Linked DNA regions of Homo sapiens: regions 2 and 3 are each linked to region 1. A link is a loop called in an ENCODE intact Hi-C map of the cell type or tissue named here. Cell type or tissue: heart right ventricle. All regions are shown on one strand.

Region 1 (8,000 bases):
TTTTTCCTGTTGACCCCCTCCCCACCATTACCTTATAGTAATGGTATATAATGCCACATCCCTCTTGCCAAGATAGTAGAGATAGTGATCAATAAATACTGAGGGAACTCAGAGACCAGTGCTGGTGTAGGTCCTCAATTGCTGAGCACCAGTCCCCTGGGCCCACTTTTCTTCCTCTATACTTTGTCTCTGTGTCATTTCTTTTCTCAGTTTCTCGTCTCCACCTTGCGAGAAATACCCACAGGTGTGGAGGGGCAGGCCCTCTTCAGGCAAAACGGGGTGAACAGGGTGATGGTGGGGAGAAGGTCAGCAGGAAAACATGTGAGTAAAGGAATCTGCATCATAAATAAGTTCAAGGGAAGGTACTGTGCTGAGATGTGCATGTAGGCTAGATTTTTGTTTCTCTTTACCCAGACATCTCAGTGTAGCAAAGAGTAACAGAGCAGTATTGCTGCCAGCATATTTCGCTTCCAGCCACAGGGCGGTTTTCTCCTATCTCAGTAAATAGAACCAATAGTCGGCTTTACACCGAGACATTCCGTTCCCAGGGATGTGCGGGAAATAGAGGCCTTCCTCTTTTACTAATCCTCCTCAGCACAGACCCTTTACAGGTGTCGGGCTGGGGGACAGTAAGGTCTTTCCCTTCCCACGAGGCCATATCTCAGGCTGTCTCAGTGGGGGGAAACCTTGGACAAATACCCAGGCTTTCTTGGGCAGAGGTCCCTGCGGCTTTCCACAGTGCATCATGTCCCTGGTTAATAGAGAATGGAGAATGACGATGACTTTTACCAAGCATACTGTCTGCAAACATATGTTGACAAGGCACATCCTGCACAGCCCTAAATCCCTTAAACCTTGATTCAATATAGCACATGTTTTTGTGAGCACAGAGTTGGGGCTAAAGTTACAGATTAACAGCATCTCAAAGCAGAAACAATTTTTCTTTGTACAGATCAACATGGAGTTTCTTATGTCTTCCTTTTCTACATACACACGGTAACAATCTGATCTTTCTTTTCCCCACAATCTTCAGTCCAGCCCTCTATTCCACCCCTCACCTTGAAATACAGCAATATGATATGGCAAGAGTCTTATCCAGCGGATGCCACCCCTAGGTCGGCAATCACTGTTCCACCTCTCTGGGGTGACAGCAGGGCTCACAGGAGGATACCTGGGGAGATGTGCATTTTCAGAAACTCCCATTTCACTTTTAAGGGCAGACAACCTGCCCATCTGTGCTGATTTGGAAAAGCTGGGTGCATGGGCAAGTGAGCGTGGGACCCTCAGGGACAGGAGCTGGTGGATGACCAGGACAAGCTGTTGTATGGCTGGCTCTCCCTGCCCCAAACCCTGATGTTCCAGAGTTGCAAGTGAGCCTGCCAAGGGCTAGTGTCCCGAAGAAAGATCTGGAATGCCTCATCTCTGGTTTTCACAGCTATACTTTAGTGCCCAGAACACCACCGCCTGGCACTGAATGAAAGTTTGTTGTCCACAGGAAATGTGCTGCAGCCTGGGGCCGGGGCAATCATGGCCCGAATCGCCCAGTTTCTGAGGTAAACTTTTCTAGTTCTAGCCATGGGTTGGCCATTTTGACACTTTACTGGGCCCAGGCCCCAGGAAACTCAGTGTGCAGGTTGGGGAGGATAAGGTTGGACACCAGAATGAGGCAACGAGAGTCCTTGGCTCCCTGCTCTTGTGGACTCAACCTCTCCCCTACTTTGAAGTGCTGAGCCACGATACACAAAACCTTTGGGACTGGAGCAGAAGTTCTCTGTAGCTTGATTTTTAGCCAAAGCCAGGTTGTCATTTGCCTTTTGTGAGTGTGGACTCTGTCCTCATTTGTCAGGTGAGTAATCAAGTAAGAATGCTGAAAAGTGACTTTCAGCCTTTTTACTAGTTGAGCTGAGAACTCCAGTCATATCCCACTAGCAGAGACTTTGGGATAGGGCAGAACCATGGGGAAGGAGGACCCTCAGGAGGAGACCTGGTCAACTTTCCTTTAAGCGCCTGCAGGGTAAAGAGTGCTTAAATTATTTTCATGTGTAGATTTAAGAACTGCTTGGCTTTGTACTTCTAGATGCATAAATAAATAAATAGGAACATTAGCTAGTGAAGGAACAGGAAAACAACCCTCTAGGAACTGGGAGAGGTTTAGACTGCCCAGCCTGTAGTTCAAGGCCCCCTACAATCTGGCTCCAGACTTACCTTCCAGCCTCATCTCCTAGCTGCTTACTCACCTTGACTTTTCTTCGTTCAGCCGGCTGTGGGCCTACTGTCTTCCCTGATATGGTCATTCTGTCTCCTTGAAGTGCTAGCCCTACCTCCTCTTTCTGCCCTAGACAGAAAGACAAACCCTGCCTAAACACAGTCTCACCATTTTGGCATGAGTTATCCAGGCTCTCAGGCTGAAATTGAGAGCCCCTTCCTCTCCAGCAGTAGCCATATACTTCCTTGTGATGTGGTTTGCCCTCTTGCCCTATTATTTCAGTCTCTGATAGTTGATTCATTTTCTGTGTGTTGGTTGGGCATCCTCTAGGGCACAGTGTTATAAGCATCGCAGCATCCCTCAGGTGATGCCTTGTGGTAAGTAGGTATTTAGTGAACACTTGGTGGATTGAGTGAAGGAATGGTAACTACCTGCTAGGGAGTTAAGGGACCCTGGAAGGGTCAAACAGGCTGCACAGGAGGCTATCCCCCTGAGAGAGTCTCTGCAGAGCCTGGCCTGGGCACTAGTTCAGAGGTTCCCAACTCTGGCTACACACCAGAATCACCAGGATGCTTCCACTCCCTCAGATTCTGAGTCTGTGGGTCTGAGGAGGTCTGGAAATTTCCCTAGGGCTTTGTACTGTTGGCCAAGGCAGGTTACATCAGGAGGGGAAGCCCTACTAGCTTCCAGGGCTAAGACCAGTATGAGAGTCTTGGGGAACCTACCAGAGCAATGGATGTTAGAATATATGATGCCCATCAGAGTGCTTCGTCTAGGTGGGATCAGGCTTTCAAGAGTCCATGGGAACATGCAGGGTTAGCTATATGATTACTGGTAAGGCCGAGTGGTCCCTGGCCTCAGACTTTAGGCATTTCTTTTGCTCTGGTGCTCTGTCCCAGCAGCAGTTCCTTTTCTCTGTTTTTTGGGGGAAACAGAGATACACAGTTTTCATTTCTGAATCTTCAAAGGGAGAGAGAGAGAAGGATCCCTGTGGCCCAAACAGGCTTCCCTTGCCTTTGGGCTGTGCTTGGTCTTTGATTGAAGATTCTCATAGGAGTAGAAGGGAATGTGCTTGTGGGGCCCTGGGGAGCAAGTGCCTGCAGAGATGGGGTCTGCCCAGTAGCTGCTCACCCCCATTCCATGGATCTGGCCTGGCATGGGAGCAGAGCTGCTGGGTTTGTTCCCCTGCCCTTTACATCCCTTGAGGGGGGCAGTTAGAAGCATAGGACTGCTTTCCATGAGAGCCTGGCATGGAATTGGGGGCTGATTCTACTTTCTCACCTTCTGTTTCAGTGACATCCCGGAGACTGTGCCTTTGTCCACTGTCAATAGACAGTGTTCGTCGGGGCTACAGGCAGTGGCCAGCATAGCAGGTAAGTTATGACTGGGTGGGTGCCTTGGTCCTGGACCTGTGGGTTTGGGTCAGCAAAGTCGCTGTCTGCCGGGCAAGCAATAATTACCATTTCTGAGGACTCTAACCACAGAAAGAGTGCAGGAGCGCCCCCTACCACTGCCCAAAGCCTTTTCTGAACACTCCTGGGTCTTCCATTTCTGAGGCTGGGGCTGAGTCCCATCTAGAGACCAGGTGGGGAAGAGGCTCCACTGCTTCCAGAACAGGTGGACTCTGGCAAAGGATGTTTATGAAATGCTTTTGTTACAGGTGGCATCAGAAATGGGTCTTATGACATTGGCATGGCCTGTGGGTAAGAATTTTTTTCTGCCGGAGCTTATTAACCAACTTGTGACAATAAAACTAATTTTCATCTGAGTTCTCAGAGGCCATGATTTCAGGATTCCCCCCATCCCCTTTAGGCAGCTGGCCACGAGTGGGTTCTCACAAATGCAGGTTAAGAGTGGCTACCAACTCTGGCTGCTCAGGAATCACTCACACCTCTCAGCACTAGCAGGGGAGGGGAATTGGCCTCTAAAAGCTTACTTTCTTGGAAATCTTTCAGGCTGGAAAAGGTGGGAAAACATTTTGAGAAAATCCAGCATTTGGGTTTCCTTTGGGGGCCCTTGTTGATTCATGATGCTGCTGAGAGAGAAGTTGCAGTTTGGGTTCCCTAAAGCCAGGGACAGCGCCTACTGTATAACTAGTTTGTTCATTTTACTAGGCTGTCTGTCCCTTTGTCTCCCCACCTTGGAACCAGTGTGGAAACTTCCAGCTGCTTATGGGCTATGAGGGACATAATTAGATCTGTGGTGGTTTGGTCACTGTCACCTTCACCTAGACTGTGGCTCCATCATTGGCTGCAGCAAATGGAGCTGCAGAAGTTGTATTTGGCAGTGCCTCCAGGGAAGGTCAGGGCACAGGTGCCCAGGCTTGGGTGGGCATCTGGTGCTGGGAGGGCAGGGGAGTAAGGTCTTTGGCAGGCTGGGGGAGGTGAGCAGCCCCAGGGTTCTGACATGCCTCCGCTGCCTTTCACATCCTCTTTAGGGTATTTCTTGAGAGGACGCATTGCTGGCCCCTGTCCCAGGGCTGTGGCAGCTGTCACTGAGTTGTAATGACCTATGTCTACAGTTGTAAATAAAGCCAAAGACCACTCTGCAAGGACTTTGGCTGGGCAAAGGCCACTGCCGTTTGATTTCTCTCATGCTCTTCTATCTTACTGGGTGAGAGGTGGCATGGATAACTTGAGAAGGGCTGGAGCTTTTATGAGTTTCTTAGAGAGTATCTGATTCCCAAGCAGGTTAAGGATGATGGTACTAGGATATTAAGATCTGGGCCAGGCCTGACACCCACATCACAGGCTGACTGTTCTCCATAGACTTTGATCAGCAAGTATTTAACACAGGGCACTCTAGTTGGAAGTGGGCTCTGGGACCAGACTACCTAAATGTGGATCCAGGCTGGGTCACCATGGATAAGTTATACAGTCTCTCTAGACCTCAGTCTCCTGATCTATAAAATGGGGATACCTAGCTCAGCTCTGTTGAAGTTGAGAAGAATAAATGGAGTAATAGCAACAGTTTACACTGTGGAGTATTTGTCTGTCATGTGACTGACACTGAAGCACTCTAATATCTCAAAAGAATTCAGAATAGTGCTGGGCACGTGAAAAGCACTCAGTCAAGGTTATCTGTTATCATCCCTTGAGGTGTTAGGGTCCCCCATGGCCTCAAAGCCCTTTTTTGACCACACTACACTGCCGTCTCCTTCCTCTCAGCTCGTAGCACTTCCTTGTCTATGCAGGTCTGAATGCCCTTTGAGCTCAGCTTTGTGGTTACTTTTATTTTTATTTTATTTATTTATGTTTTTGAGACAGAGTCTCGCTCTGTCGCCCAGGCTGGAGTGCAGTGACACGATCTCATCTCACTGCAAGTTCCGCCTCCTGGGTTTACGCCATTCTCCTGCCTCAGCCTCCCACCCTGGCGCCTGCCACCATGCCCGGCTAATGTTTTGTATTTTTAGTAGAGGCGGGGTTTCACCATGTTAGCCTCATGATCTGCCCGCCTTGGCCTCCCAAAGTGCTGGGATTACAGGCGTGAGCCACCACAGCCGGCCTGTGGTTACTTTCAAATTGTCTCTTCTCCCTTCTGAATTTGTGGGCCCTGAGGGCAGGCCCTGGCTTGTGGATGTGTTTCCTCCTCTGTGGCTGACAGCAGAAGGCTTTTCTCTGGAATTGCCAGTTGGCTGATTTAGCAGTGTATAGGGAAGCATAGCCCTGCCCCCAGGAGTGTTTATTGTGCAGTGCTCTGTCCTGGGGTGGGGGTCGAAATAGAGACAGGGCTCAGTACTCGTGGCTGGGCCTTGCTGGCCAAGTGCCCTGCCTGTGACTCCCAGAGGCCCACTGGTCTTCCTAGGGCTCCCTGGCTATTTCCTAGCACTTGCCAAGTGTTCAGCTATCTCTGGAGGAGTCCTGCTAGGGCCCAGTTCACCTTACCTTCTCCTCCTCTTCCTCCTCCCCAGGGTGGAGTCCATGTCCCTGGCTGACAGAGGGAACCCTGGAAATATTACTTCGCGCTTGATGGAGAAGGAGAAGGCCAGAGATTGCCTGATTCCTATGGGGTGAGTGCTCCCATAGCTCTGTGTGCTTGTGCCCTCTCTGCCTGGGGCAGGGAGCCAAGGAACTTTTATCATCTCTGTGGCTGGTGGTGCCAAGCCTTGGCCTCCTTCCTTTGGGCATGGTCTGCTCCGCAGGGACTTTGGGGATGAGACTTGATGTTGCCCTTGACTTCCATTTCCTGAAGGCCCCAGGTCCTCTCTGTGCCCCCGAGTTTCCAAACATCGCCCACCTTGTCACTCCCACACTGAGGTGCTCAGTCATAGGAAGGACAATGGTAGCTCCACTCCAAAGCCTTGGGGGCCTAGAAAGTTGAGAAGGCAGTGGGAAGCTTGTGACGACAGAACATGCTGGTGAGGGGAATTGGGCCCTGTCAGGTGCAACAAGAAAAGTATGTGGCATTTGGCCGGGTGCGATGGCTCATGCCTGTAATCCCAGCACTTTGGGAGGCCGAGATGGGTGGATCACAAGGTCAGGAGATCGAGACCATCCTGGCTAACACAGTGAAACCCTGTCTCTACTGAAAATACAAAAAATTAGCCGGGCGCGGTGGTGAGCGCCTGTAGTCCCAGCTACTTGGGAGGCTGAGGCAGGAAAATGGCATGAACCCAGGAGGCAGAGGTTGCAGTGAGCTGAGATCGTGCCACTGCACTCCAGCCTGGGTGACAGAGGGAGACTCTGTCTCAAAAAAGAAAAAAAGAAAAGTATGTGGCATTTGTATGGAACACTTTAGCTTCTCTGAGCCTCTGGGCCATCCCCAGGGTCTTTGGGCCAGGAGTCCTGGATCCACTAGACATATGAGGAGACTGAGGCTTGGAGAGGGGCAGTGCCATGGCTTCTTTCACATACTGTATCTCCAAGGGAAGCCTATAAAGCCAGAAGCCCAGGCTGGAAGGCCTAGCTGTGGCTCTAGGTTCTCAGGATAAGCATAGACCCCAGCCAAGGTGACCAGGAAGCTTAGGTTTGGCCTTTCCAGAGGAGATTTGGGAGTCCTCATCTCCCTACATTGCAGCAGTCTTCCTTGAGGCATAGGAGAAGCTGGCCAGGAGTAGCCAACTAGTGCCCCCACCCAGGCCCTCCCCTGCTCCTTTTCTACCCTGCGCTGAGGCAGCTCACCCAGGGAACAAACTCCTTTCTGCAACTGCCCCCATGCAGGCTGCCCTCTCTTGAAGAAAGTCTCTTTGGTGTATGAGCTTCTCAGGATCTGGCCAGCATTGCTGACTTCCCTATCTGTGCCTTTATATCCACTTTCAGGGCAGGCTGTACCATATCCTGAGTCATCACTACTGTCTGTGGCATGGACTGGCCCTTACATCCTGTCCTGCCTACAGCCTTGGGAACCCAAAGTTCCAAGCACAGCTCTACAGCCTGGTCCCTTCCTCTAGGCTGTCAGACCAATGCCCACACTATCTGCTGTTTGTGTTCTAGGATAACCTCTGAGAATGTGGCTGAGCGGTTTGGCATTTCACGGGAGAAGCAGGATACCTTTGCCCTGGCTTCCCAGCAGAAGTGAGTGCTGATTGGGGAGGAATGTTTAAAGGGCTGGAGAGTGAGGTTTTGAGTCTATCTAAGTGGTCTGAAGTGGCACCATTTCGTGGTTACTGCTGGGCAGTGAGTGCTTTCCAGGCCTTGTGCCACCCAGGTTGGGGGTGGGAAGTAGGAAGTGTCAGGGCCACTGTGAGTTGGTAGTACTTCCAGGTTCTATTACTGTCTGTTCACCCTGACTTTGCCCTAGCTAGGCCTCAGTTTCCCCCTCTGTTATTTTCTGGCTGCGGTTTGGGGACTGGACA
Region 2 (8,000 bases), 350 kb before region 1:
TGAGTCTGGACAGACACTCATGTCCTGGGCTTAGATGCTTGACTCTTTAGGGGGCAGGTCCACATTGGTGACAGAGGTCACCAGGGAAACGAGACAGTCCGAGGTAGTGCCGTTGACCGACCTCCGAATCAGGGACACCCGCTCCTCCACACAGCCCGCGGACAAGCGAGCCTCTGCATCATGGTCCCAGCACTCCTCGATGGTCACACAAAGCTGGGCCAGGCCCTAAGCAGCATAGGGCAGACAGGAAAGACACCTTTGTTAGGACCCTTCAGTGAGGAAAAGCTTTGGGGGACAGTAAACTTGATATTCCCAAGGATCAGGCAGAGCCCACCAGCCCCAACCACAGCAGCAGGTCCACCAGCAGAGGCCTGGGGAAAACTTCAGGAATCAGCATGCCTGCCTTCATGGCAGTCATCTTTCTGAGCTTACTGGCCTCACTCCACAGCCCTAGGAAAGGTTCATTGAACCTCAACATACACAGGAGGGAGAAGGAGACACCAAGGCCCCTACTAGGATAGACACCACTACTTGCCTTGAAGTGCTGATATTCAAACAAAATCTTATTGGAAGCCCAAACCATACAAGTGCCCAAAATGTAGCAGTTCAGTCAAAGTGGGGATCAGGAGAAGGACATCATCCTACCTCACTCCCCATAACCCCTGGAACACATCCCTAGAGTCCAGGGAACGTCGCAGACTTTCTATTTGCCCATTCCCCCTTGATTTCAGCTTACCTGCTACACATGAAGGGTTTTCCCTTCTCCACCCCCCTGCAAAGTTGCCTGAACCAGGCCCCTTACCGGGTGTTTCAACCAGTGATCTTTAATGGTGGGCCTCATCTTCTTGTGCACCACCACCTCCTGCAGCTCCTCCAACGAAGGGTGCTGGCCAATCTCTTCCTCAAAGGGCAGCATGTACTCATCCACGGGTCCTAGGAGAAAGAGAGAGCCTGGCAGGATCACTCTAAGGTCCCACTGCTCCCTATCACTCAATCTAGGATGCCCAGGGCTGCCATCCTACTTACCGTCTGCAGCCTTGCAGCGAGACACAAGCTCCCACAGCACCAACCCCATGGCATACATGTCAATGCGCAGGAAGGCATCTCTCTGGAAGTTGATGGCTCCCTCGAGCACCTCAGGAGCCATGTACCGTCTCGTGCCTACCTATGTGAGGACAGAGGAGGGCAGGATTTACAGTGACTGGCCATACACACACAGCTGGGACATGGGAGTTACAGCCTCTGTGCACCAGATGGCGGGCAAGACAGAGCAATTCAGACAGGTTATCAATGATAGCAAACCTCGATTCACCACATTCACAACAGTTACAAGAGGTCACAGCATCAATTATACTTGGCTAATAATTTTTAAATACTATATCCTGGAGATAATAGTAATCTAAAATGGAATTGTTACCAAATTAATACAAGGAACTACAGATGATATGTATCTGACTGAGATTAAGACCAAAAACAAAGAGGGAAGGAGAACACTTAAAAAATAATAACAGTGATTGTTTTAGGAATGATTTCCTAAGTTTAATTTTTAGTTACTTTTTCCAGGTTCTTTGTTTGGATCCTTAGTACATTTCTTTGTTTTGTCTTAGGAATTAAAACTAAAAAAGTGAGAGAAAGACTAAGATTGCAAGGACTAGTGGTCAAAACCCCAGTGGGGAATCTCTACATTTCCCAGCTGACTGTCCTACGGAAGCTAAACTACACTGCCTTCCTGGTCTTGGTTTCTCCACTGGTCAAACAAGAGCATTGCTCTAAGTTCTCAGACAGCTCTGAACGCATGCAGTCACCCTCATCCCTGCACCTCCCCAGCTGAGCACAAAAAGGGCAAAGTATCTACCCTGGGTCTGTCCCTCTCTTCCTGCCCTGTGAGGCCTGTTACCTGTCCGTGGGTGTCCCCTGGAGGTTTCCCTGGCTCAAATCGAACAGCCAAGCCAAAGTCAGCCAGCACGGCTGTGAGGTCGCTCTTCAGCAATACATTCTTACTTTTAAAGTCCCTGTGGAAACAAGTGGGCAGAGATAAAGCTTAACATCATGATCCAACTCCCACCTTGGTTCCCAAGATACTAGAGTCTGTGCCCTAGAGTCAGGCCCCAGACCAGGCCATCCCACCCTACCTGGGGTGCAGAGGTGAAGCAGCACAAGCAGGCAGCTGCAGGCGCCGACATGGGTGTGAGAATCCCTCAGTGCACTTCAGATGGAAGGCTTCCCCCAGGGTTGGCAAAGCAACACCTACCCTAATGGCTGGGCAGACCCTGTCCCAGTCCCCACACTATCAAAGGCCAGCCCATATATTCTCAGAGGGGTTGTGGACAGGCACACTGGCCTGGGATGCAAGTTTTCTGAGAAGAATTTACAGCATTTGGAATGTGAATGAGAATAGGAATTTAATATTAGCTTTCCTAGGATCCTGCAGAGACCCCTTAGGGTCTCAAGCTCACCATGAAGGCCGGCTGGAGCAAGGGTGCTATTGCATGCACCCAGCTCCACCTCTAACTAAGCAAAGCTACTTGTGGTACTCAGTTTCCCCAGTGCCTGTCTCAGCCTTGTGAGGATTCGACTGAGTGGTAAGTGCAAATGTTTAGGGCCACACCTGGCATACTTACTAGGTATTCCTATTAAGTTGAGCCATATAGCAGAGACAACATTCAACCTTTTGACCTATAAAAACGGCAATTTCATACAGTCTACCTTCTATGTCATTACTGTTATTACCATCAGGGACCCTTCAGCTTTGAACGCTGGAATTTGAGGTTCATTCCCCTCCCTCACAGTCACAGAACCAGACTCAACTAGCTACAAGACCTTGGCTAAGTCATTCAACTTCTCTGTACTACTGTTCCTCCATCTGCAAGACAGAGCTGAGAAATACAGTACTTGTCTCAATGGGCGGTAATGAAGGTCAAATGAATTGATACTTCTCAAGTGTTTAGAGCACTGCCTGCCATTTAGTAAGCATGACAGTGATGAGCTCATCCAGAGTTTCTTAAAGGGTGGTTCGAGGACCCCAGAAGATCTCTAAGACTGTTCCAAGGGAATCTATAAAGTCAAAATTATTTTCATTTATTTGCTTTTATAAGGCTCATTCTCTTAGGAGCATAGAGTTTTCCCGAGGCTACATGAGATGTGATGTCCTCACTCTGACAGCGAATGGGATGTGTGGGTGTGCTCAAATACAGCAAATATCAATAGTCATAATCCACTTACACAAAAGTCATTTTAAGAGTATAAAGGGATCCTAAACTAGAAAATTTGAGAACTACTGAGCCAACTCTCCAACCAAAGTAATGGAGTCAGCACTTCATGTGGCCATTAGAGGGCACCAAAAACCAGCTTGGGAGGCCATGCCATCCCCAGGACACAGTGGGAAGGCCAGGTTTTGTGCCCAGCTGCCTCGGACACACAGCAAGCAGGGTAAGTATGTTTAGGAAGTTGAGACATCTCCAGACACTGCTCTCGCCCACCAACCCTTCCCACAGCTCCAGGTCAAGTGCAGGAAAGGCACCTGCTGACCCAGGTACCTGTGGGCAATAGACGGCTTGTGGCCCTCGCCACGGCACCAGGGCACATCCTCATGCAGGTATGAGAGGCCTCGTGACATCGTCTCTGCTACATGACACAGTTCGTTCCATGTGATGATGTTCCCCTTGAGGTAATCCGTGAGGGAGCCCTGAGAGAAGACAGCACAGAACTTGAGCACAGATTCTGGGTACAGGACAGGACCCAGCCCAGCCCTGGCAGAGAAGTCTCAGTGGGCCAATGGCTAGGCTGCTCTCCTGGAAGGCTACTACAATCGATATGGAAGATGGATGAGGCCAGGAGGCAGGGAGGGCTAGGGGTGGGAATCATGGAGTCACTACTCTTATCATAAAAACTTATCCCAGGGTGAGAGGTTCCTATCATAGGGGAACCAATGTCCACACCTATGGCAGGAGTAACCCCATAGTGGATAGTGCTACCGGGGCAGAGTACTTCATGGTGGACACCTCCACAGGGAAGGGGTCATCATATTATGGAGAGCCACCAAGGGGACATTCCATCTCCTCTCAGAGTCCATTCTGATGGGTGTGGCTCACCTTGTCATGGAAGGCCGTGATGAGCCACAGCTCTACTTCGAGGTTGGAGCCTCGCTTCTCGGCAGCAATGAACTGTAGCAGGTTCTCGTGCTTCATGCCAGGTGTGCTGAAGATCTCCCGTTCACTCTGCCACGACTGCTTGTCCTGAGGCCGGGGGCGAGGGGTTGGGGGGACAAGTGGCTGGCTTAGCCCTGCTGCAGTCACATTGCCCTACAGCAGAACAACCATTCCCCATTCCCCACCCTCAAGCCTCCCAGCCCAATCCCCACCCCCCAGCCTCCCAGCTTCAGCATTTGTAAGGGGACCAGGAGAAGACCTGTATTAAGCTAGGCCCCAGAGCATGAGGCCAACAGTGATCCCTGAGATCACTTAAGGCTAGCACTTCGATTTACAAATGGGGCCACTAAGGTCCATGCATGGGGTGTGAGTGACCCCGTATCACCCAACAAATGAGGCAGAGCCAGACCTGGTGTCCAGGGCCGCTGGAAAGAACCCAATGTCAAAAACAAAACCCTGGTAACCGGGGCAAATCAAGGTTTTGCAAAGCCCTACCCTAGTCCTATGATAAAATTCCATAGTTGCATGAAATCTACAGACCAGCCAAGTGTAACATGAGTAACTAGGCCCAGTAAGGCTCACTTTTCTCTCATACCACAATATTATTTGGGGTTTGGATTGCCCCAGGTCAGGAGAGCCTCCAGTTCAAGCTACAGTGGAGGCAGAGGACCTGGATGGAGCCCCTCAAACACTCACCTGGAGTGGGAAGATCTTGACAGCTACAAAGTCATTCATGAGCTGGGCCTTCCAGACACAGCCAAAGCGCCCCCGAGCCTTGATCTCCAGCAGCTGCAGTGGCTTCAGGCCCACCAGAGGGGATGGTGGTGGAGGCCCAGGGTCCTGGGGGAGAGCAAGGCTTAAAAAGGTCTGGCCTGTCCTCCCCACCTCTATCCTGCCCTGCCCCAAGCCAGCACTGTCTCACCTCATGGATGTCCACATGACCGTAGGGGGGCTTGCGATGCCGGTACATCCAAAAGGCCAGCAGGACGATGAGGGAAAGGCCCCCGATGGGCAGCAGTGAGTAGGCCAGCACCGTGAGCAGGGTGGGGGCTGTCGGGGGTGGCTCGTACGTGACTGGGGGACACACAGAGCCCTGTGTCAAACAGTCTGCCCACCCTCACACTTCCAGAGCCAGACTACAGGGCCCTGTAGCCACACCCCACCCAACTGAGGAGCCAAGCGCTCCAAGCCAAAGAAGCCCAGGTCGGCTGACTCAAGGCCCCACTTCCACACTGCCCCCTTACCTTCCGGGCCCCCAGCCTCTGGCAAATGAGTGAAGCGTTCGTTGCAGAAGTTGCCTTCACAGCAGCAGAAGTACACCTGGGGGTTCTCCTCAGTGGCCACACACTCCTGCCTGGAGGCACAGAATTTTCCATATACCCCTCACCTGGGGGATGCAAGACTCCCCCAGGCCTGCCCTGCCAACCCCTCCTCACAGACAGAGCACCTCATGGGCAACACCAGGGGGACGGTGTGAACTCACCTCCCCTACAGGAGACCCAAAGCCAAGGAAGAACAGCCAGGGGTTGACACTGAGACCCCTCCTCAGGGCTAAGGTAGGACAAATAGGGTGTGGAAGGGCGTGGGGCCATGGCTACCATCTCAAGAGCCCCTTCTTGGTCCTTTATCTCCCACTCAGACATCCTGAGACCCAAATGGCCCAGTGGGCAGTATAAGCGCAGGTGGGTCCAAGAGGAAAGGAGGGCAAGTCTTGGGGTACCTATCGTAGCAGTTGAAGTCATCTAGCCAGCAGCCCTTCTTCACGAGCTCGATGGTGCCAGAGCTGTTGCGCCAGGAGGCGTAGCAGTGCAGCCGCTTGTCCTGCTCGCCTTCGCAGCGCTCCAGGCCGCTCTGGTTGGTGCGCTCCAGCTCCCAGTTGGCGTTGTAGTAGATGCACTCCCGTGTCTCAGCCTCCCCACGCCCAGAGCCTGTGCCCCAGAGAAAAGAGAACCACTGAGCATGCCCCTGGGACCACCACCCAAACCCCTACTCCCAGTCCTGGGTGCCAGGCCACCCTGAGGGAGGGAGGCCGGGTGGTGGGTTGGGGTCACCAACCTCCTGCACTCACCCCTGGACGTAGGCCACCCATCCGTCCCACACCTCTTAATTTACGTGTGCCAGCTGGCACCAGCCCCCACCTCATTCTGCAGCCCATCACAGCTGCCCCTAGGCCTAAGCAAAAGGGAGGAGGCAGGAAACCTAATGCCACAGAAGGATGGATAAACAGCCAGACAGACAGAGTCCAGATGCACAGAAAGGGCACCAACACCTGAGGCTCCTGCGTGGGGGTGGGGGCTACTTCCCTGCTGCAGCAGAAACCGATGAAGAGGCCCCCTTAAAACCCCAGTGCACATCGGAATCACTGTATGTTGCAGGTGTGGGAAAGGGGAGCAGTGTTCATTCAAATACGTATTTCCAGGCCCAATCCAGACCCATCCCAATGGGAATGGGGGCAGAATATGTGCTTTTAATCACCCCTGTCTGTCTCAGGTGATTGTGATAAAGATCTCAAGGACCACCTGGGAAAACTACAAAGGGGAGTGGCTTCCTGCTGCTCCTGTCTCTGCCCCCAAGCCCCCTTCTCACAACAGTTCCCCAGGGAGACCATGCCAGTGGGTCCTCCACAACTCCCTGCCCATACGGAATGGAAAGGACCCTGTAAGTGTCCTTTCTACACCCAGCAACCACACCTGGTGCTCGGCAGGGCTGGAGAACTTAAGGAATGAGGCCTGCGTGTACAGGGTAAGCCTCCCAGAGTCACCAAGGGGAATACATGCCTCAGGCAGAGGAGAGCTAGCTGGTGGCTTAACCTGCAATCACAGATCATTCTCCTGGCTAGGCTCCTGATGACCCCAGGGCACTCCCCATCACTTCTGAACCCCCTTCCACCTGCTGCAGGAAGTGCCATCCAGGTGGACAACGACTTCAACCCCCACCTGCCCATTCAAACACTTTCCTTCAAACTTGATTTCAAACATTCCCCAAATCCATCTTCCTCACCATCCCCTACAAAACAACCTCCAGTCCCAGCCCCAGTCTACTCCCACTACCCGCAGGAACCACATAGCCCTGACATAGGAAAGAGTATGGAGATGCCAAAGGAGGTTCGGTTCTGTCTGAGAGCTCTGCCAGCACCCCATTATAGGCCGCCCACAATGGAGGCAGGTGGTGGCATTTACAACCTCACTGCCAGAACCCCACACAGACACCCGAGAGGATAGTTGCACCAAGCATCCAGCCATCCTATCCACACTTTTTGGGCCCACATAGGCCAGTGACCTGGCACCACTCCTGGCTGGTCTTCTCCTACCACTATTCCCATCCCAGGAAGGAGGGAGGGGTCAGAGTCAATCCCACCAGACAGCCAGCCCACCAGCAGCCAAGAGCCCTACTTCGCCATCAGCCTGAAAGGCTGACTGGAGTAGGAAAGAACACGAACCCTGCCCTGACCCTGGGGGAGGGCAAAGTACCCTGAACACTAGCGTAGCCTAAGGACATCCTCACGCTCATCTCCACCCCTACTGTTGGCCTTCATGAGGAAAGAGCTTGATTTCCCAGGGTATACCCCAGAGAGAAGGATACTGACTGGCTGTCAGGTGAAAGAAGCCCCCCACCACTGGAGCGGCCATTCTCCTGTCAAACCCAACCCCTTTCTGCAACTCCCTGAAGTGACAGGATGCTTCTTCCAGGGGCAGGAGCAAGCAACGAATCTCAAGGATCCAGGTAGCACCTAAGGGTCCGAAATGTCACCCAATCAGAATGGCAGTGCCCAGCCACAGCTCTGGTCATCCTGCACCAGGTGGCCTAGGCTCTGACACCTGTGAAAGGAAAATGCATGGCCTCCTGACCAGT
Region 3 (8,000 bases), 110 kb before region 1:
AACAGCCATAGTGATTCTGACAAGAAAGCTCTGGAATTTGAATCCAGCTACTAGTGCTAGGGGCGGGGGGGGCGGGGCAGGGAGTTAAAATGAACAGACTGCTACCTATGGCACTTCCTGCTGAGCAATCTGTCAGGACCTCTCTATATGTTCCCACCAAGAACCACCAATTTAGGGTACTTGCTGCAAAACAGAAACAGACTACAAAAACATTTAGAAGTTTCCTTTTAACCTTCTAAAAACAAGGCCTTTATTTGATCTACCACAATCAAAAAGTGCTCCCCTCTTGGGTTAGTTGATCTCAGAGTTTACCTCGTCACAATTATAAGACTGATCTTCAGATAAGCCAGTTAGTGCTGCTCCCCTAAAAACTGTTCCTCAATTACAGGCTACACCTCCTAACCCAAACTAGCTACACTGTAAATACACAAACTCATCACCAATTAGCACAGAAACAACTGAGAGAACATGTGCATCAGTTAGTCACAACACCTGCTAACATGCAGGTCCTCACACTGTTGCTATTATTTCTGGGGAAAAATAATACACCACCAAGCAAACAGAGCTTGATGCTGGAGGACATACAATCCTATCCAGTTACTCTCAGGCACAGACTATTACAGCACATGCAGAATATTCAGAAAACAAAAGAAAACAAAACAAAAAATGTCTACTTACCTTAATCTTAGTACTAGACTGATTGGGATCTTGGTTTCTTGTGAACCTGATCCTGAAGACAAAGCCTAAAAAGCATTGAAAGGTATACAGTCATTGCCTGAAACATTAAGTGGGGAGGTGACTAATGGTCACTGGCAGAGGAATCATTTACTTGGCAGCAATTTTCTTCATCTCCAGCTGAGGTCATACTAATCCCCAGGACATTCCCTGCTGGAGGAGGACATGCACTCCAAGGCAGCAACAAAAGCTGAATGTCAGTTTAAGTCCAACACAATGAGAAAGAAAACTCTCAAGCCCAGATGAAATTTCACATATAGCCACATTTACATTTTATATTTCTGAGACCCCTGTTCCCCTCTACAAGACTGAAAAACACAAAGCTAGGTTTCTCATTTTTAAAAAATCTGCCAGTGCACCATATGGCAGTACAAAAGGTAGACCCTGAACCAGCTGCCCTTCAGAAATCCATCCAACCCATACATAGGTTCCAGTCTTTTTATGGCTAAACTAATCCTCTCTGAAAATTGTACAGCGCTTGCTTATGGGAGGACATGCATTCGATTTAAGTTGTTTATAAAATGAATCTAATTTTTCCATCAATTTTCCTAAGACAACTGTATCTTTTCCCATATGCCAAGCAGAAATGGAAAGCTTGAGGGATGCAAAGTTAAATGAAGTAAGTGCCATGACTAATTGGAAATGCTCAAAGCAGTGATCTCCAAAGGCAGAACACGAGATGATCTACTGGGGTGCAAAAGAAAAAAAAAAAAATCAGACCTTTAATTTATATTTCTTTTCATCTAAAACGTTAGACAAGAAAATGGAACTTCTAATATTTAATAAATGGACGTTGAAAGTCTTACTTTAACCATGTACCATAGGGCCACATGTTGTATGCAGTGTCTGAGGTTTATTGAAGGGAGAGAAGGAGTTACACAGCATGTAGCAGCCCACTACGGGGCCTTCATTCACTTGGCTGCTCTCAATGAAGTATGATTTAATAAAGTTTGTGTGCACCTGGATAAATGATTTACAGATTATAATACCCGGACTTAACAAACCAACCCTCACAAAATTGACAAATAACTTAAAAAGAGTAATAGAGAAAAACCACAGAAAACAAAGAGTATTAATAAAAAGTATAAGCCTGAGTGAACAACAACAACAAAAACAGTACAGCCATCGATTCTCCTAGTCTCTGTTGAACTTCATGAGCTGCATTCTGAAGTTAAATGTAATTATCTAATACAAAGCTGACAAGAAATTAGCCCAAAATTTTTGATGTTTGAAATATTTCCATCATTAACTTATTCTGTTGCTTAAAAACCTGCATGTGATCCTTGTAAAATTCTCTTACCTGTACATGCTTAAAAATGTGAAGACAGAATTTCTAACTTGTTTCAAAATCTACCAAGACATTAACCTGATTACATTAGGTTATATTCCACGTTAATATCTGCTCTTTTCATCTATCCAAAGGAGTGACCATGAAACCATATCCCCGGCTTTACCTGAGCTGTTTTTGCTGGCTCTGCGGTGGGTGGGAGAGAGACTTGAGTTGGCTGTGTAGCAATCTGCCCAGCTGGCTGAGGTAGATGAGCAGAGATCTGTTCTGGAACTTGGAGCAAAGTACCCACAGGATCAGTTGTTGGAAAGAGCTGTAACAAAAACACACACAGTGTTGCTTAAGTTGTGTGGAAAGGGAGGCAGGTCTGCTGACAGCAAGTTCAGCCTTTCAGGGTGATATTTTCAAAGTAGTTTTTGGGTAGTGTACAGGTTTTGTGTCTACTCCGAATATATCTATTCCAAACGGAAGTCAAATATTTCTAGGCTTTTAAACTTTTAACAACTCTGTGAGGTATAATTTATATTTCTCTACATTTACCCACTGTAACTGTACAATTTGGCGATTTTTGTACCATATATAGAATTGTGCAACCATCACCACAATCGTTTTAGAACACTTCCATCACCCCCAAAAAGTCCTCTCATGCCTATAGTTAGTTCCTGCTTCCACACCCAGCCATAGGCAACAACTGATCCTAATTTCTATAAATTTGCTTTTCTGGATATTTCATATAAATGGAATCATATAATATATAGTCTTTTGTGTCTGTCTTCAGTTTGCATTATATTTATCTTTAACAAAATCTATTCCATTCCTTTGCCCAGCAAAACAGCACCTCCAAAATACAGATTTAAGTATGTAATACAAAATTACAGAAGCTATATTTTTCCATGCATGAGGACTTTGTATTTCTTACAAAGACAATCAACCAATAATTCCTTAACATATCTGAAATGCATTTTAAAAGTGAATGTGATGCTTTAAAACTAAAAAAAGATATTTTATATATGTTATTTTGTATGTCTGAAATAGTTCATAAATTTTAATTATGTAGTTTGGGGGAAATGACTGATACTGAGTATAAAAACAAGTTAAACATATTCAAAATTATGCAGTTACTGGGGGAGAAAAAACGATGCAATAGCCAAAATGTAAAGTTGAAAGAGAAAAAATTCAAAGAGTAATAGTACAGGCTGAATAGGTGATATTACATAAGCAAAATCAAGGAGACAAGGAATAAAATTTTGTGTTCATTTAACTTCATACATAAGAAGTCATAAATTACTCATTGGTTCTAGATTTTTACAAAAAAGTAGGCCTTTAAGACTACTTTTGAAAATGTTAATTATTAATACTATTTCAAAAGACTATTAGCTTCCAAATTGTATGTACTTACATTTATCTATAGTAAAGATGGAAAGGATATATTTTTAAAAGTAATGAGAGGATGCACAGAAATTGGAACCCTCGTTGATGAGCACGTAAAATGGTGCAGCCTCTATGGAAAACAGTATGATGGTCCCTCAAAAAATTACAAATAGAAGTACCATACACCCAGCAATTCCACTTCTAGGTATACACCCCAAAGAATTGAAAGCAGGGTCTCAAAGAGATACTTGTACACCTATGTTGACAATGGCATAATTGACCACAGCTAAAAGGTAGAAGCAAACCAAGTGTCCACTGACAGATGAATAAAATGTGGTACATGCGCACGCACACACACACACACACACACACACACACAGAGGAATATTACTGACCCTTAAAAAGTAAGGACATTCTGACATATGCTACAACACTGACGAACCTGAGAACATTATGCTAAGTGAAATAGGCCGGTCACAAAATGACAAATACTGTATAATTCCACTTATATGAGGTACCTAGAGTAGGCAAATTCATAGACAGAAAATAGAATGGTGGTTGCCAGCGACTGGGGAGAATGCAGTTACTGTTTAATAGCCAGAGTTTTAGTATGGGAAGATAAAATAGTTCTGAAGATGGATGGTAGTGATGGTTGTACTACAGTGTGAATATACTTAATACCACTGGACTATATACTTGAAAATGATTAGGATGGTAAATTTTACATTATGTGAATTTTATCGCAAATTTAAAAACAAAGTAATGAGCATGAGAATATGAGTATGCAAGAGTTCATGTGGAGATGATATTTAGGCAAAGGAACAAGGAGAAGACTAAAAATAAAAACTAGATAATCTGTAAAATAGCCTCTCATTCAATTTCTGAGAAATCAAGTATCAGTCAACATAGGTTAAATTAGAAGTAACAAATAATCCTGAAGTGTCAGTGGATTAAAACAACAGTTGTTTATTGGACACACTTCAAGTCTATCTCTCGCCAGCGGGGGCTAACAAGCTCGGTATCATCCTCACTCAGGAATGCAGGTCATGGTAGCAGGAATAAGGAGACAAGGGGAATCATGAGTGGTTCTCACTTCTGCTAACATGCCACTGGCCAGAGTAACTGACATGGCATATGTAATTTCAAGGGGCAGGAAAACGCAATTCCCCTACCAAGAAGAGGAGCCACACATATAAGTGAACAACAGTTCTAATACAAGTTAACAGATATCGGCCTGTTAATATGTGAAGGAACAGTATTTGTTTTTACTCTTAATACAGTTCTATGTAAACAAATGTACATAATCACATACACAAATGTACTTTATATACAAAATAAATGAAAAAACAAAGGTTACTTTTTAGCAAAGAGGCAAGAATAGAATTGGTTTAAGAGTAAGAGATGTGTTAAAACCAAATACTGAGCTCAGAATGAAGATGCTGCCGGAAATAAGACTGTATGACAGAACAGACCACAGAAATGATTGTCTTTCTCCGGTAATGAGAATAGGGAAAACCAGCCCAATAAGAATCTGTTTAACAAGATTTCCTATCATACTGACACAGTAACCACGGAAAATAGAATTTATTTCACAAGAGAAGAGGCTGAGGCTGAAAGAAAGAATTCAAAAAGGACAGGTGGCATTTGACAAATTCGCAAACAAATTAATGCAAAAACACTACTTTTCAGCAGGGCACATTGGCACATGCCTGTAATTACAGCACTTTGGGAGGCCAAGGCAGGGAGACTGCCTGAGCCCAGGAGCTTGAGACCAGCCAGGGCAACATGGTGAGACCCTATCTCTAAAAAAAATACAAAAATTAGGCATGGTGGTGTGTGCCTGTGGTTCCACCTACCCAGGAGGCTGAGGTGGAAGGATCACTTGAGCCCCAGGAGGTCAAGGCTGCAGTGAGCCGTGATCACACCACTGCACTCCAGCATGGGTGACAGAGTAAGACCCTGTCTCAAAATAAATAAATAAATAAATAAATAAATAAATAAATAAATAAATAACTTTTCACTTCCAGCAGCCCAAGCCAAAAATAAAAATAAAAAATTCACAAAATCAAAGAGGCAAGGAAGAACATTCTGAGCCCTTACGCCAACTTTTAAAATTCGATTGGTATAAAGTTGCATTCCCATTTAAGCATACATATGCACAAACAAAAGCACTTCGAATTGAAACCAAAACAAAAGCACATTTACTTTAACAAGGATTCAATAATCACAATTACTTACCTCAGAATTTGATATTGATTCTTTCACTCGGGGAGACTAAACGAAATACAAAAAGGATGATTGTTAACTCACAACTCAGGTTACTTGTAGTCAGTCCCAAACTGCAAGTGATGTTAAATGCAAATCAACTCCATTTAATTCTGATCCATATATTAACTCACCAGCAAGTCTACTGAAAGTTTTCTGGAAAAAATAACTGTCATGATAGTATTGTATTTTTTGTCCAGGTAGCCTGTAACAAATACATCAATGTACTTATCAATTTTAAAATTCCGTATTTTAAAATTGTGAGCTTTATAAGCATACATAATGGGACTGTCACATTCTCCAAAGTAAAATTCTTTCTACTAATCGTGAACATATTATGTATATAAGATCCCAGACCAAACCTAAACTTTTAAGCTAATTATCCAACACATTCTCAAAGCAGAGTAATTCTGTTTACAAGCTTTAATGGAGAAAACTCTTGAGCCAAAAATGATCTGAAAGCTGCATGTAAAGAGTCTACTACCCTTATTCTTGGTGTTGGATATTTGGGAATCTGGTATCTAAAGAAACACGGGTGGTCCAAAAATAAAGCATGGACCACTAGCAAAAATAAAGGTAGTGGAAATAAACTGATACTTGAGGTGAGGTCTCAAATATCTGGTGTAAACCACATTTATTAGGAAATGACCAATTACAATCTGCCATATGAAAATTTAAGCTGTTTATTTGGTAAATAATAAAAGTTAGCAGTAATTCTGGATACAGGCACTGTAGTTTACCAAAAAACTTACCTCTAAACGAATAACAATTTATGGTAAATTCTGACAATGATGGACTTAGTCAGAATATGTCAAAGATCAATTGATGGTTTTTTTTTTTTAACACTTTTATCACCATTTCATTAAGGAGTAATCAAAGTTCAGGTAATAGCTAATGTAGCATACCAAGTAAGTGACCAACCCAAAACCTTTTTTTTAAAAAAAAAAACAAACAACTTTGTAAATAATGAATTCATCCAGACTACAAGAAAAAAAAACTTTTGTAAATAATTTCAAACTTACAGAAAAGGTGCTAGAATAACAATACAAGAACGTAAGTATACTCTTTACCCCAATTCATTTATTATTAACCTTTTTTCCCCTCATCTGCTTTATCATTTGGGTGCTCACTTTCTCTTTCTAAATATATTTTTCCTACACCATTTGAGAATAAGTTGCATATATCATGGCTGTTTACCACTTAATAATCAGAGTGTACATTTCCTAAGAATGAGATATTTTCTTATATAACTTCACACTATAGTTCTCATTAAATTTAACATGATATAATACTTTTATCTAATTTATAGCGTAAATGTCAACACTAATGTCCTTTGTAGCCTTTTGTTTTTCCTCCAGTATAAAATGCAGTCTAGGATCATGTATTGCAGGTAGTTTTCACGTTTCTTAGATTTTTAAAATCTGGAACATCAACATTTTTGGAGAATACAGTCCCTCCACTCCCACCACATACATGGGGTTTATCTAATGTTTCCTTATTATTATATTTACATGAATTCCCACTTGGAATTCTACATACTGACGTGTCCTTCTTACTGTATCCCATGTTCATCTGCCCCTCATTGGTGATGTTAATTTTAATCACCTAGTCAAGGAATTTTCCTACTTCTCCAGTATAAAAAAACCTTATTTTTTTCCCTTGTGGTGAATAGGTAATATGTGGGGGCACACTTTAAGACCTTGAAAATATCCTGCTTATCAAAACTTCCCCCTATATTTAGCTTCATTGATGATTCCTGCCTAATCCTATCCTTGCGACGATGATTGTAAAATGATGATTTTCCATCTCCAACACTCGTCCATATTTACTGGTCAGCACTTGGTAGCCTACCGCAATGAAGAACCATTCCTTTTCCCCCATTTGTTTATATATGTATTTGTTATTGGTATAGACTCATAGATAGCTATTTTCTAAATTGTTTAAAATTAATTATTGCACTTTATTTTGGTGGTTAAATTGTCCCAGATTTTGCCAGTAGGAGTAACTTCGAGCTGGCGCTTGTGTCCTTATGAGTTGTTTTTTTTTTTTTTAAGTATCTTTTCCTTCTGGCAAAGGAACATAATATTCAAGATTCCCCTTATATTTTCCCTGCCCAAGCCCTGGAATCAACCATTTCTCAAAGGAGCTCTGCTTCCCTTTAGTGGGGAATGGTATTAGAGACCATTATCTGGATACAAGGCATGTCATTATTGGGGTTTCTTTGCTTTCAGGCCATTCAGTGGACAAAGCTGAGAAATATATGCAAGTACAGACACACGTATATACATACACGCACACACACATTCACACACATACTTTACAAAGCTTGAATTCACACCAA

The links. A loop is a pair of places that touch in the nucleus more often than their neighbours do. Peaks named below come from ENCODE experiments on the same cell type or tissue, not always from the same donor. Only the 100,000 strongest peaks of a DNase experiment are listed, where the experiment ranks them.
Region 2: a loop joins it to region 1, with 2.8 times the contacts of the local background. A loop is called at or near these places in 34 of 110 quality-filtered maps.
Region 3: it touches region 1 in a loop (2.1-fold over the local background); 35 of 110 quality-filtered maps call a loop at or near these places.

What each region holds. Positions count from the first base shown.
Region 1 is chr3:38,127,505-38,135,504 of GRCh38, reverse strand. ACAA1 (acetyl-CoA acyltransferase 1) reads left to right here. Exons shown (of 12, transcript NM_001607.4): 3 at 1,496-1,553; 4 at 3,500-3,579; 5 at 3,867-3,909; 6 at 6,117-6,215; 7 at 7,639-7,719. Among named protein-coding and RNA genes, the nearest start is that of ACAA1, 5.6 kb to the left of the region's middle. In heart right ventricle, a CTCF peak has its summit at 3,703; a DNase peak (open chromatin) is centred at 3,704; H3K4me3 peaks cover 126 bases; H3K27ac peaks cover 4,826 bases.
Region 2 is chr3:38,475,363-38,483,362 of GRCh38, reverse strand. It overlaps ACVR2B (activin A receptor type 2B), which reads right to left. Exons shown (of 11, transcript NM_001106.4): 2 at 5,869-6,076; 3 at 5,393-5,502; 4 at 5,071-5,222; 5 at 4,845-4,988; 6 at 4,092-4,235; 7 at 3,537-3,685; 8 at 1,898-2,012; 9 at 1,027-1,165; 10 at 803-933; 11 at 1-225. The coding sequence ends at 31. Among named protein-coding and RNA genes, the nearest start is that of EXOG, 17 kb to the left of the region's middle. RefSeq lists an enhancer at 6,312-6,811. In heart right ventricle, CTCF peaks have their summits at 3,125 and 3,334 (motif pointing right); a DNase peak (open chromatin) is centred at 3,372.
Region 3 is chr3:38,240,411-38,248,410 of GRCh38, reverse strand. It overlaps OXSR1 (oxidative stress responsive kinase 1), which reads right to left. Exons shown (of 18, transcript NM_005109.3): 12 at 5,633-5,668; 13 at 2,190-2,336; 14 at 679-743. Among named protein-coding and RNA genes, the nearest start is that of SLC22A13, 21 kb to the left of the region's middle. In heart right ventricle, no CTCF peak of the experiment used is centred here; no DNase peak of the experiment used is centred here.